Regions from separate parts of the Homo sapiens genome. Here region 1 is linked to region 2. Evidence: chromatin contacts called from ENCODE Hi-C or POLR2A ChIA-PET data. All regions are on one chromosome and are shown on one strand. The core of a region is the stretch at or near the end of the contact, and the rest is flanking DNA. Distances in the headings are between cores, read along the strand shown. Region 1 has its middle 88 kb from the start of URI1. Region 2 holds the start of URI1 (URI1 prefoldin like chaperone).

Region 1 (6,578 bases), core at 1,970-4,469, 88 kb before region 2:
TACAGATCCCAGGGAGATTAAAAGGATAACCAAGAAATACTATGAACACGTCTATGCACACAAATATGGTACTCCTAGAAAAAATGGACCAATTCCTTGAAGAGCACAATCTACCAAAACTCACACGAGAAGAAACAGACAATCGGAATAAGACTATCTCTATTAAATAATTAATAACTTTCCAAAACACAAAGCGCAGGCCCAGACAGATACACTTATGAATTCTATGAAACATTTAAGGAAAAAAAAAAAATACACCAATTCTCTCCTATCTCTTTCAGATGATAGAAGCACAGGGAGTACTCCCTACTTCTATGAGTTCAGCATTACCATATGAAAATCAGGCAAAGACATTACAAGAAACTACAGACAAATATTGCTAATAAACACAGATGCAAAACTCAAGAAAATATTATTAAACTGAATCCAAAAATGTATGCAAAGGATTATATTATACACCATGACCAAGTGAGATTTATTCTAGGTATGCAAGGGTGGTTCAACATTTGAAAATCAATGTAATCTATCACATCAACAAGGTAAAGAAGAAAAAAATCACATGATCACATCAATAGATGAAGAAAAAGCATTTGGCAAAATCCAACACCTGCTAATAATAAAAACTCACAGTAAACTAGGAATAGGGTGAAGTTCCTCAATTTAATTTTTAAAAATCTACAAAAACCCACGCTAACATCATACTTAATGGTGAGAAACTTGAAGCCTTCCCACTAATCAGGAACAAGGCAAGGATATCCCCTCTCACCACTCCTTTTCAACTTCATATTGCAAGTCCTTGATAATACAGAAAAAGAGATAAAAGGTATACACATTTGGAAGGAGGAAGCCAAACTGTCTTTGTACATAGATGACAGTCATCTTTGTAGAAAACTGGAAAGAATCAACCAAAAAAGAAAACCTCCTGAAACTTATAAGTGATTATAGCAAGGTTACAATGGTCAATCACTTCCCTATACACCAGCAGTGAACAAGTGGAATTTGAAATTATAAACACAATACCATCTACAGTAGCACCCTCAAAATGAAATACTTAGGTTTAAATCTAATAAGTTATGTACAAGACTTATATACAAAACTCTGACAAATGAAATCAAAGAACTAAATCAATGGAGAGGTACTCCATGTTCATGGACAGGAAGATTCAACTGTCAAGATATCAGTTCTTTCCAACTTGATCTATAGATTCAATGCAATCCCATTCATAATCCCAGCAAATTATTTTGTAGATACCAATAAACTGATTCTAAAGTTTACATGGAGAGGTAAAAGACCCAGAATACCCAACACAATATGGGAGGAGAACAAAGTTAACTGACATTTTCAGACTTCAAGACTTACTACAAAGCTACAGCAATCGAGACAGTATGGTATTGATAAGAGAGAAACAGGTCAATGAAATGAAACAGACAGCTCAGAAACAGAGCTACATAAATACAGTCAACTGATCTTTGGCAAAGGAGGAACGGCAATGGAATGGAGCAGAAAGTCTGCAACAAATAGTGCTGGAGCAACCTGACATCATATGCAAAACAAATCTAGACACAGACCATACACCCTTCACAAAAACTAACTCAAAACTGGTCACAGACCTAAATATAAAATGCAAAACTACAAAACTCTAGAATATAGGAGAAAAATCTAGATGACTTTGGATTTAGCAATGGCCTTTTAGATATGACAGCAAAGGCATGATTCATGAAAGAATAAACTGATAAGCTGGACTTCATTAAAATTTCTGCTGTGTGAAAGACACTGTCAAGAGAATATAAAGACAAACCACAGACTGGGAGAAAATATTTGCAAAAGGCATTTCTGACAAAGGATTGTTATCTGAAATACACAAATAAGTATTAAATTGAACACAATAAGAAAACAACCTGACTAAAAAAGGGGCCAAAGTCCTTAACAGACACCTCACCAGAAGACACACAGATGGCAAATAAGCATCTGAAAAGATGATCCATATCATGTTTTATCAGGTAAATGCTAATTAAAATGACAATGAGTTACCACTACACACCTATTAGAATAGCCAAAATCCAGAACAGTGACACCACCAAATATTGGCTAGAATGTGGAGCAACAGGAACTTTCATTCATTGCTGGTGGGAATGCAAAATAGTACAGCTAGATTGGAAGACGGTTTGGCAGTTTCTTACAAAACATAGTCTTACCATATGATCTGTCAATCATACCACTTGGTATTTACCCAAAGAAGCTGAAAACGTATGTCCACACAAAAAGCCACACACTGATGTTTATAGCAGTTTTACTTGTACTTGCCAAAACTTGAAAGCAACCAAGATGTCCTTCAGTAGGTGAATGGATGAACTGCGGTACATCCCGACAATGGAATATTATTTTCAGATCTATCAAACCATGAAAAGACATTATGGAAACTCAAAGGAGAACGAAGCCAATCTTAAAAAGCTAAACATTATGTGATTCCGACTACATGACATCCCAGAGAAAGCAAAACTATGGAGACAATTTTAAAAATCAGTGATTACCAGGTATTGGGGCATAGGGACGGATGAATAGGCACAGCACAGAGGATTTTTAGGGCAGTGAGACTACTCAGCAACTATAATGGTGGATATGTGTTCTTATATATTTATCCAAAGCAACTGAATGTCCACCAAGAGTGAATTCTAATACAAACTATCAACTTCGGGTGATGATGTGGCAATGGATATTCAACTACTGTGGCAATGGATATTCAACTATTGTAACAAATGTATCACTCTGGTGGGGATGTTGATGATAGGGGAGGCTATGCAGGTGTGGGAGCATGGGATATATGGAAAATCTCTGTACCTTCTGCTCAGTACTGCTGTGAATCTAAAATTGCTCTTAAAAAACAGACTTTTAAAAAAATTAGACAAAATTATCAAAAACAACTACTTTTCACCTCTGAGTATTGACCAAAACATAGGACAAATGGAGAAGTGTTTATTCAAGAAAACTACTGAAAGTTGGGTAAAAATGATGACAGTATGTGGCATTGTGACCACTCTCCCTCACCCCAGCTCCTTCAGACAATAGTTCTAACAGGGTGGGACAGCTTGTAAAACCAGAAGCATTTATACTGTAGGGAGCTGACTCAATCTGAAACAACGTGGAAAAACCCAACGCCCAGGGGCTTTGTTAAATATAGCAATTTCAGTGCCAAACATAGGAGAGGTCCACATACATCATAGATGACCTGAAGCTGAAATACTATAGCTGGGCCAAAAAAGAGATCAGAAGAAAAAAATTTTCTGCCTGGAGATTTAACAGAAACAATCAGGAAGTGAGACAATCATAGTCCTTGATAAGCTTACATTTTGAAAGGTAATGGGCATATTAGGGTATGAACATGCTGAGAGACCAGAGAAGGCTCTAACTATATACATACCCCCAGGGAAGACTCGTAAACTGCATAAATTTTCAGTGTGTTCCTCAAACAAAACAGAGACTTTGACAAAGGATGAAAGTCTTACCAAAACAAGATGCCTAAGTACAATCTCTGACCAGTCACCAGCTGATCACTAAGATATATTGATCCAAGGTGACCCATAAGTAGTCAAACATAACTGAGGAGAGACATCAGAGGCCACACGCTGTAGAGAAAAACTCATTATTAATCTTGGCCAAGTCATAAAACAAACAAAAAAAGGGACAATAACCCCTGGCAGGAGAGTATCAGAAATAAATGCTGTTACAATGTATTATTTAAAATGTCCAGTTTTAAACAGGAAAGTATGGCTTATCTAGTATAAAAAAAAAAATACTCAGTATAAACAGAAGCTATTTCCAAGGGTTCCCAAATGTTGGACTTAACAGACAGACTTCAAAGCAGCCAATAAAAATACATCTTCAAAGAACAAAAGAAAACCGTGTTTAATCAAAGCATGAAAACAATGACTAATCAGAGAACACTTAATAAAGAGATCAACATTTTTTAAAAAATGGAAATTCTGGAGTTGAAAAGTAACTAAAGTGAAAGCTTCATTAGAGGGACAACAGCAAACTTGAATGCAGAAGGAAGAATCAGTGAACTCAAAGATAAATCAATACAAATTACACAATCTGAAGAACAGAAGTGAGAATGAAAAATGAACCAAGTAGGAAATCTGTGGGTTACAATCAATACCAACATATGCATAATGGGAATCCCAGAAGAAAAGAATAGTGAGGGCCATACAAGTTTTGACATCTTTTGAAGAGTCATAGAAGTTTTTAATGTCTGAAAACATTCCAAATTTAGTAAGAAGTATAAATCTGTATATCCAAGTATCTCAATAAAATCCAAGTAGAATAAACATTAAAATATCCACACCGATACACATCAAAATCTTGAAAGCAGCAAGAGAAAAATGGACTTATCATGCACAGGGGAACCCCAGTAAAATTAGCAGCTGACTTCTCAAAAGAAACAATGAAGGCCAGAATTAAGTGGTATAACATACTCTACTGTCAAACAAGAATTCTAAATCCAGTAAAACTATCCTTCAAAAAAGAGGACAAAAATAAAGATCTTCCCAGATAGACAAAGAGAATTTGTTGCCACCAAAATTTTTTTTACAAGATATGCTAAAGCAAGTACTTCAGGCTGAAAGGAAACACCACCAGATGGTAACTTGAATCCACATAAAAAATTAAAGTACCAGTAAAAGTAATTATGTAGGCAAATGTAAAAAATAGAAAAAATACTCTTTTTAAGTTTTCTTCTCTTACTTAAAAGATAATTGCATGGAAAAATAATGAACCCATATAGTTATAAATAATAAACCTGTACTGTTATAAAATATATTACAATAATAGGACAAAGGAAAAAGAGACTAGAGCTATGCTGAAGCAAAGTCTGCCAGAATTAAGTTAGTATTATTCTGACGCAGGTTATAATGTTACAATGCATCCTATAAACTCTAGAGCAACCACTATAAAATAACTCATAAAAAAGAGTAAAGCTCTCTTCTACTATGTGAGGACACAGGAGGCCATCTGCAGCCCAGGAAGAGAGCCCTCGGCAGGAACCAAATCAGCTGCTAACCTTGACTTCCCAGTTTCCACAAATGTAAGAAATAAATTTGTGGGTTTAAAAAAAAAAAAAGTACAGTTTCTTTTTGTAAAGGAATTCAAAGTTTATACTAAAAGATTTATTTAACATACACAAAAAAAGGTAACCAAGGAGGAACAGAGGAACAAAAAAGACATGACATATAAAAAATGACTAACAAAATGGCATGAGCTATTGATATGTAAATGAGCCATATCAACAATTACATGAATTAACACACATTTCAATAAAAAGACAGGCTGGCAAAATAGACTTTTTAAAAACAAAATTCAACCACATGCTGCCCACAAGATACAAATGCTAAAAAGGATGAAAAAAGAGATACCACATAAGCATAACCATAACCAAGGTGGAGTGGTCATAATCATATCAGACAAAACTGACATAGGCTTTAAAATTAAAATGTTACTAGAGAAAAAAGGGACATTTTGTAATAATAAAAGCTTCAATTAATCAGAAGATATGACAATGACAAACATATATGTACCTAACAACAGAGAAAAAAATGCATGAAACAAAAACTAACAGAACTTGAAAGGTAGGACTATTTAACAATAATAGTGTAAGGCCTCAGTATCCCACTCTCAATAACGGATAGCACAAGTAGACAAAAAATCAGCAAGAATACAGAAGACAACAATAACAATGACCTTGACATGACATCAACAGAACACTCCATAAAACAACAGAATACGTATTCTTTTGAAGCACACACAGGAGAACATATGCTACCCATTTTTAAAAAGTCCTAATGAATTTTTAAAAACTAAAGACATAATAAATGTTTTCTCCAGACACAACACAATTAAAGCAGGAACCAACAGAAAGAAACTTGAGAAACCCACTAATATTTGGAAATTAAACAATACATATTACAGTAACCCATGAGTCAAAAAAGACATCTCAAGAGAAATTAGAAAATATTTTTAACTACAGAAAAATTAAAACAAATCAAATGTCACTGGATGCAGCTAAGGGTTAGTGCCTAGAGGTCAATTTATATCTTTAAACACCTACATTAGAAGACAGTAGTCTCAAATCAATAGATTAACACCTTTAAAAACTATAAAAGGCAAGGAAGAAGAAAGGAAATAATAAAGATTAAAGTAAAAGTCACTGGAATAGAAAACTAGAGGAAAATCAACAAAATCAAAAAGTTTCTCTGAAAAGGTCAATAAAACTGACAGACCTATAGTTAGAATTACAAAAAATATAGGACAAAAATTAGCAAAATCAGAAGGAAATCACAGGCCAGGCACGGTGCCTCACACATGCAATACCAGCACTTTGGGAGGCCAAGGCAGGAGGATCACTTGAGCCTAGGAGTTTGAAACCAGCCTGGACAACATAGTGAGACCCTGTCTCTACAAAAAAAGTAAAATAAAAAGGAAATTGCTGCCAACTTAAGAAATTAAATGGATTATAAAGGAATACTTTGGACAACTTTATGATGACAAATGCAATAATTTACATGAAATGGACAAATTCCTACAAA
Region 2 (7,171 bases), core at 3,024-5,523:
TCTAATCTTACTATTATCCTGCAAATAAGCCTATAAAAACGATACTGGATCCACCACTTTTTAAAATATTACAATAAAATCTCAGTAGTTCTGCTAATAAAAGCTAATAGTATCTAGAGATAAAATACAGGTATCTCAGAAACATCACCTTAGCCAAGAAACAAAAATTTCAACATAATGCAATTCTTAGAATCAGATTTAACAAGATCTTAGTACAAGGAAACCTCCCTGAACAGCCCAAGACACTCCACAACAGTCCTAGACCACACATTTTATGGTATAGGTCACAGTCTAGACAGGTTAAGCTTCCATTTTTCCAACAAATATTTTACTGCTGTTAGTAAAAACAGATTTAGTTAAAGACAAAAAAAGGATGATCTGAATTTCTCTCCTCTCCCTGTATCTTATAACAAATGAAGATTAAATAAAACCTTTGGGGGGGGGAAGGAAATCAACTGGAAGATGGTTGTTTGAATAAATTATATATATCAGCTCTGAAGTAACCAAGAAATAAACCTGCCTAACCGGCATTCAAACCAGCCAAGAGCCATTTTTCAGGCTCAGAAAGTGTTTTGCAATTAAAGTAACATTCCAATTTTCGTTAAAATTAAAATAAGTTTTATCAATAGCTTTTTTTGGAAAAAAAAAAATCCCATCCAATTTTACAAACTTTTAGGTAAAATAATAAAATTGTGTACTTTTAAAACAATGGTGTTTTCCTATGTAAAATGTGTAAATATTTATATAAACGTAACTGGAACCACCCTATACATACTGTCCTAGTTTTCAATGCCTACGTAACAGCTCCTGATTTATTTAACCAATCCCCCAATGTCAGACTTTTAGTTTTTCTCTTTATAAACAAAGCTGCAGGGAATGTTTCTTACATGTTTTATTGCTAGATCAAAATAGAAACAAACCGAAGTTCTAACTAAAATAAATTGTTTTGGAAATGTTTCACCATTGACTGTAAGTGAAAGCAATGTTAAAATATTTGATCCTAACCGCTGACTACAGATATTGTCACTTAGAGGTTGTGGCTTGTTCATGCCCCTTGTCTGTCCTCTTCCTCAGGTTGCCAATTTTTTGTCCTTTTTATTCCATGTTCCAGAGAACATACAAGAAAAAAAGAGAGAGAGAGCGTAAAACTTGTTATACTCCTTAGCTGAATTTGGAAAAAAAGAAAGAGCAAAACTAATGAGCAACATTTAAGCCACATTACCTACCAGCCCCTCTCAATCAAGGCTCCCAGAGAAGATTATGCCCTAAGCCTAAGGCACCCACTGTGTGTAAGGAACTCATTTCTCTCTCTGCATCTACAGCCAACTAGGTAGGTACCCTCTCAGGGAAAACTGAGAACAGTCATTCAAATCATTTTCTGCAGAGTTTAACTCTGTCTCACAAAACCCATGTAGGGAAAGGCCAAGAGCTTAAAAGCATGTTTGATTCATCTTTCATAAAGGAATACTAAGTGCCACATATGAAGCTACTATGACATTTTCCCCTTCTACACTCAGGATGTCACTACGCTTCTACTTTACTAGAACTCACTGTACTCCCACAACTGGGCCAGCTTTAAAGCCTAAATAAATTGCTTCACAAAAAATTTTCACTGCCGATTTACTGGGTAGTTTTCCTGTACTACACTATAATTACAGTGCAGCTATCTAATCAGTTTATTTTGTGGCCTTGTGGGTCTCCTGTCCACTGAAGCAAATGCTTCTATTAAATAAAGATAGATTAAATACTGACGCGCTTTTTCCTGAACTGGGGATAATTTTACACACCCATGACAGATATACGTGGTTATTTTGTGTGCCGAATTAACATTAACACAACACAGAAAAATAATTTGGTAGCACAGTCAATGTCTACAGAAAACAGTCATTCAGTTTGCCACAAGACTGTAACTGAAAAAGCAGTTACTCTCTCTTCCAATGTAACTCAACACGATACCAGAAAGCTGTTCAGAGCACCCCAAAAAGTATCCTTTGCATTTCAGTCACACTAACATCAGAATAAAACTAAGGATATCTTTTTAATATGCCAAATGGCAGAAAACATATCAAGTCAGCATTATGCACGTATTATACACTGAAGGAGGTGAAATTAACCCACTGCAGCAGAGGAAAGGCAATAGAAACACCATCCTCTGAGGGTCTGTGTCACATTCTCTGAAAGAATAAAAAATGCCAAGTTTTGGCAAAAGGAGTAAGATTTCATGAGGGGCTGTTTTTTCTTTCTTCTTTTTCTATCTTTCTCTTTTAAAAAAATACATTAATGTCTTCTAATTTAAAGACGCCAAACTAGTTAAGTTTTATATATATATATATATATATATATATATATATATATATATATATATATATATGAATGACAGGGTCTCACTCTGTCGCCCAGGGTGAAGTGCAGTTGCATGACCATGGCCCACTGCAGCCTCAAACGCCTGAGCTCAAGTGATCCTCTCACCTCAGCCTCCCAAGTACGTGGGACTACAAGCGTGCACCACCATGGCCCGGCTAATTTTTTGTATTTTTTTGTATAGACGGAGGTCTCCCTGTGTTGCCCAGGCTGATCTCGAACTCCTTGGCTTCAAGCAATTCCACGACCTTGACATCCCAAGCAGCTGGGATTACAGGTTTGAGTCACCACCCTAGCCACTGGATTTTTAAACCTTCATCTTGAAAACATGGCTTCCAAACCTAACAGTTGCGTTATTAGAGAAAAATGGCTGAGAAATGAAAATCCAACCCACAAAATAATTTAAACCAACCAGAACAAAGAAAGATTCCCGCAGTTCATCCCAACAGGTGGTTTCCAAGCAAACGAGGGTTTTTTAAGTTCTATCAAAACCCCCATCTAGTAGAACTGAGTATATTTTTGTATCTATGTAAACAGTCGTTCTTATACAGGAATGTTCAATTAAAAAGTTAAGAACTTTTAAACTGCTTATAGTGTTGAAGCAACTTCCTAACCCTTTATAATCCATGCTCTTCCAAACATGACATAAAATATTTTAAGCAAATTAAATACTGCTTTTCAAAGTAACAATTTCAAGACACTTGAGGGGACAGAATCAATCTGAAAGACCACAGAATCCACAGAAAAATCAGATTTAACAATAAAACTATTTCTTAAATTGGGAATACTTCTTTATATAAAGTCCCACTAGGAAACACAAAACTTTGTACCCTTTTCACCAGTAGTTTAAAACTCATTTATTATACGATGAAATTAAAATTTGTAAAAATGAGCCGGGTGCGGTGACTCAGGCCTATAATCCCAACACTTTGGGAGGCGAGGTGGGGAAGGGTAGGAGGGGGAGGATCGCTTGAGGCCAGAAGTTCGAGATTAGCCTGGGCAACATAGTGAGACTCTCTTTTTTTTTTAATGTTTAAATGGCATTATATTGTGACAAATATTAAATAACCAAATATTGCACAGGAAGCATTATCATGACAAACGCGGTAAAACTTTTCCGTGCAATCAAAGAGCAACAAACAGTACACATTTTAAGCAATGTTTAGGTCATTACAAGCTACAAATATTAAGGCGAACGCTTCCGTTGACAGCGTGCTGCCCCCGCCCCCAAATTCCCACGCGCTGCCGCACGCCTTCAGCTCAGAAGCCCCCTTTCCTGGGCAGGCGAACGGGCTGCACACCCCTCACTCCGCTGCGAAGTCAAAGGGCTGCAGACAAAGACAACAGAAGCACGTGACAAAAGTTTATCCCCGTTCCCTCCGGGGGCCCGGGCAGCTGGGCCTAGGCCACGCGGGGCGGCGGCCCAGAGCACAGGCAGGGGCAGCCCGGCGGGCGGAGGCGGAAGCGGCGCGGGGCTGCTAGTTACCTTTTCCTGCTCCTCGCGCAGCCGCGCCACATCCGGGGCGCGCAACGGAACCAGGGCAGGGGCCGGGGCCGAAGGGGGCGAGGGGTCGGGGGGCGTCTCCACGGTGGGCGCCTCCATGACGGGCCCGCGGGCCTCAGCGCGGCGTGTGAGTCCTGAACCAGCGCCTGCGCAGGCGGCGCGGCCGGCAGTTGCCCAGCGCCCGCGCGCCCGCCCTCAGGCACCGCGCGCCCCGCGCCCAGGAGGCCGCGCCCGCCGCCGCCGCTGCTGTTCGCGTCCGCGCCGCCCGCTGCCGCATCTCACACGTGCATGTCCCCGCCGCCGCCGCCCCGCAGCGGGCTCCGAGTAGCAGGCCGCCTGCCAGGTACCGAGACGCCTCTCCGGTGCGGGCCCAGCCAGGCGTCGCGTGGCGGCCGCGCCTCCCCACACGCCCCGCCTCTCGCGGCACGCCGGAAGCAAGCGCGCAGGCCCCGCCCCCGACACGCCCAGCTCGCGCAGGCCCCGCCCCCAGGGGAGTGCGCTTGATGCGAACCGCGTGGCTGGGGCTGGCGGTGTCCGCGCTGGGCTGCGTTTGTATCCCTCTGGAAGCTTACATTTTATGCCGATATTTCTTTCTTTTTTTTTTTTTGAGATTACGTATATGAAAGCACTAAATATAGGCTTTGGAACCTTAAAAAAAAAAAGCTTACATTCTATAGAAGCTCCACGCCCAGGAAACGCTCGGCAACAAGAGCCGCGTGTCGCCTTGAGTGCCCCATCTCCCTCCCCGTCGTTTGGCGCTGCATCTGTATCTAGGAGCTTAATTCATGTACTAGAGCTGTTTCATAAGCACATTTAATTTTAGCAAATTCAACTCTTTCTGTGCCTTTTTAGTGAGTTGAAATATACAATTATATTTTGCATGTTCATTAATTACTGTACACATTGTATTTTCTCTTATATAAATTAAGCTACTGTACTAATTTTAATATGCTGCTATGAATGGACTAAGAAATTTTCCAAGGATAACTTTGCCCCCACTTTTCTTTTTTTTTTTTTTTTTTTTAAGAGACTGAGTCTTGGTCTGTCGCCCGGGCTGGAGTGCAGTAGTGCCATCATTTCTCACTGCAGCCTCAAACTCCTAGACTCAAGCGATCTTCCCACCTCAGCCTCAGGAGTAGCTGGGACCACTGGCCCGCACCAACACATCCTGTTAATTTTTCTATTTTTTGTAGAGGCGGGGTCTCCCTATGTTGCCCAGGCTGGTCTTGACATTAAGCGAGCCTCCTGTCTTAGCTAACCTCCTGTCTTGGATTCCCTGAAGTGCTAGGATTACAGGTGTGAGCTACCACACCTGGCCGTTCCAATTATTTTAGAACTCCTGTGCCCACTTCCTCCTACAGCCCTTTGTACAGCCTCCTATTAACCTAACTGCGTGAAAGTGGCCTTGCCTTATCTGCTGCAGTCGCTAGCAGTAAAGATGGGTCGTGTTCGTTCCACATCATACAGACAAGTCTAGGCAGAGAGATGCCTGCAGAGTCACAGCCTGGTGTGCCTGCTTGCTCTGCTTCTCTTCCCTCACTCCTGCCCAGCTCCCAAGTCCAGATCCACCCTTTTTTTCCTTTTTATGGCTTCAAAGGAAGAAAGCAAGGACAACTTGGGAAAAGATAAATGTTCATTCCTGTCTTTTCCTCACTGCATATCCAACCATCATCACCTCTGGAACAGCCAGGACCTGACCATTGTTACCATCTCTTCTACCACCACCATCCTCTCTCCATCCCCAGCCACCTCAGCAACCATTGATCTGGCCTTGCTGCCCCTACTCTTGTCCCTTGTAATGGAGATCGGCTGCTGCCCACCCCACTTCCCCTCGTTTAGGGGCTTAACCCGCGACCACATAGTCCTGTGCCTGTAGGAAGCTGACCCACCCCCTAGCTCCAGGCAAAGGGGGTGATGCATCTCCCTTCTAAATAGTTGGTTCAAGAATGGGTGTGCGATGTCGTCCAAACAGAGACTTCCTGGAGGCTTCTGGGAAGGTTCTTTTTTTTTTCCTCTGTTGCCCAGGCTGGAGTGCAATGGTGCCATCTTGGCTCACTGCACCCTCTGCCTCTTGGGTTCAAGCGATTCTCCTGCCTCAGCCTCCTGAGTAGCTGGGACTACAGGCGCGTGCCACCACACCTGGCTAATTTTTGTATTTTTAGTAGAAACAGGGTTTCACCATGTTGGCCAGGCTGGTCTCAAACTCCTGGCCTCAAGTGATCCACCCGCCTTGGCCTCCTAAAGTGCTGGGATTACAGGCAAGAGCCACCACGCCTCTCCTGAGAAGGTTCTTCCTCATTCTTCAAAAGTGCTCCCATAAGGAATCAGTCTATCCCCTTGGCCAGGAAGTGCAAAGCAGGTAGCCCCATGTGTATCAGACAGCCCCCCAGACCACCTAGACACTCCAGTACTCAGAATGAAGTGCGATCTGTGGTCAGCAGAGCTGAGAACAGAACCCAATCCTTGACAGCATCACAGAACTTGATCCAGGGCTGAATCAACCAGCTCTGGAGTCTGCATCACTTCTGAACTTCCCGTTTAAAAGGCCAGTAAATTTTCTAAATGACCAGGACAATTTTCTATCATGAGCAGCCAAAGACATCCAATTCGCACACCTCTAAACTATTATCCACTCAGCAGTCTGGGTGAGCTTTTCAAAGGGGATCAGGTCATGTCAGTCTCCCTTCTAGGGCCCTCCATGGCTTCCCACAGCAACCAGAATCAAATCCAGACATCCTACTAGAATTCAGCATTGTCGGACCCACCTTCCCCACCTCCAACCAAGCCCCCTACCACTCAAGCCAACCACAACAATTTCTCTCTTCTTCAGATACTCCAGACTAGTTCCTGCCTCAGGGCCTTTGCACCTGCTGATCTCTCTGCCTGCAATATTTCTCCCATATCTTTCCATGGTTGCCTCCTTGCCATTACTCAGGCCTCAGTTCAAATAATAACAGGGCTTTCTTGATCTCCTGTCCACAAAAGCCCCTCCCCTCTCCTCTAGGCATCTGCCCTCACCTCACTTTTTAAATTTTCTTTGTAGCACTTATCACACTTTCAAATGATCAGCTTTGGCCGGGCGCAGTGGCTCATGCCTGTAATCCCAGCACTTTGGGAGGTGGAGGCAGGCGGATCATTTGAGGTCAGGAGTTTGAGACCAGCCTGGCCAACATGATGAAACCCCATCTCTACTAAAAATACAAAAATTAGCCGCCGTGGTGGCACACACCTGTAATCCCAGCTACTCGGGAGGCTGAGGTAGGAGAATCGCTTGAACCTGGGAGGCAGAGGTTGCAGTGAGCAGAG

What was found. Hi-C counts contacts between places; a loop is a spot of excess contacts on that map. ChIA-PET counts read pairs that join two places held with the same protein, here RNA polymerase II (POLR2A). Pooled maps may share reads with other maps.
Region 1: a loop to region 2 is called in a map of GM12878, with 2.7 times the contacts of the local background. The contact joins the enhancer-like site here to the promoter of URI1 in region 2. A Hi-C loop is called at or near these places in 2 of 168 maps with a recorded cell type or tissue (GM12878 and dorsolateral prefrontal cortex), 7 of 37 single-sample maps with no recorded cell type and 6 of 50 pooled maps. POLR2A ChIA-PET finds 5 or more read pairs at or near these places in 9 of 52 experiments (A549, AG04450, GM10248 and 6 more).

What each region holds. Positions count from the first base shown.
Region 1 is chr19:30,026,957-30,033,534 of GRCh38, reverse strand. No RefSeq gene overlaps it. Among named protein-coding and RNA genes, the nearest start is that of URI1, 88 kb to the right of the region's middle. RefSeq lists enhancers at 2,618-3,117, 3,183-3,232. Within about 2 kb of position 3,219, at least 3 of the 41 ENCODE cell types and tissues checked have a DNase peak (open chromatin) inside an H3K27ac peak, as active enhancers do; they include GM12878 and PC-9, where a contact is called at or near this core.
Region 2 is chr19:29,939,341-29,946,511 of GRCh38, reverse strand. It overlaps URI1 (URI1 prefoldin like chaperone), which reads right to left and starts at 4,273. Exons shown (of 11, transcript NM_003796.3): 1 at 3,848-4,273. The coding sequence starts at 3,964. RefSeq lists a silencer at 3,748-4,417 and an enhancer at 4,438-4,527.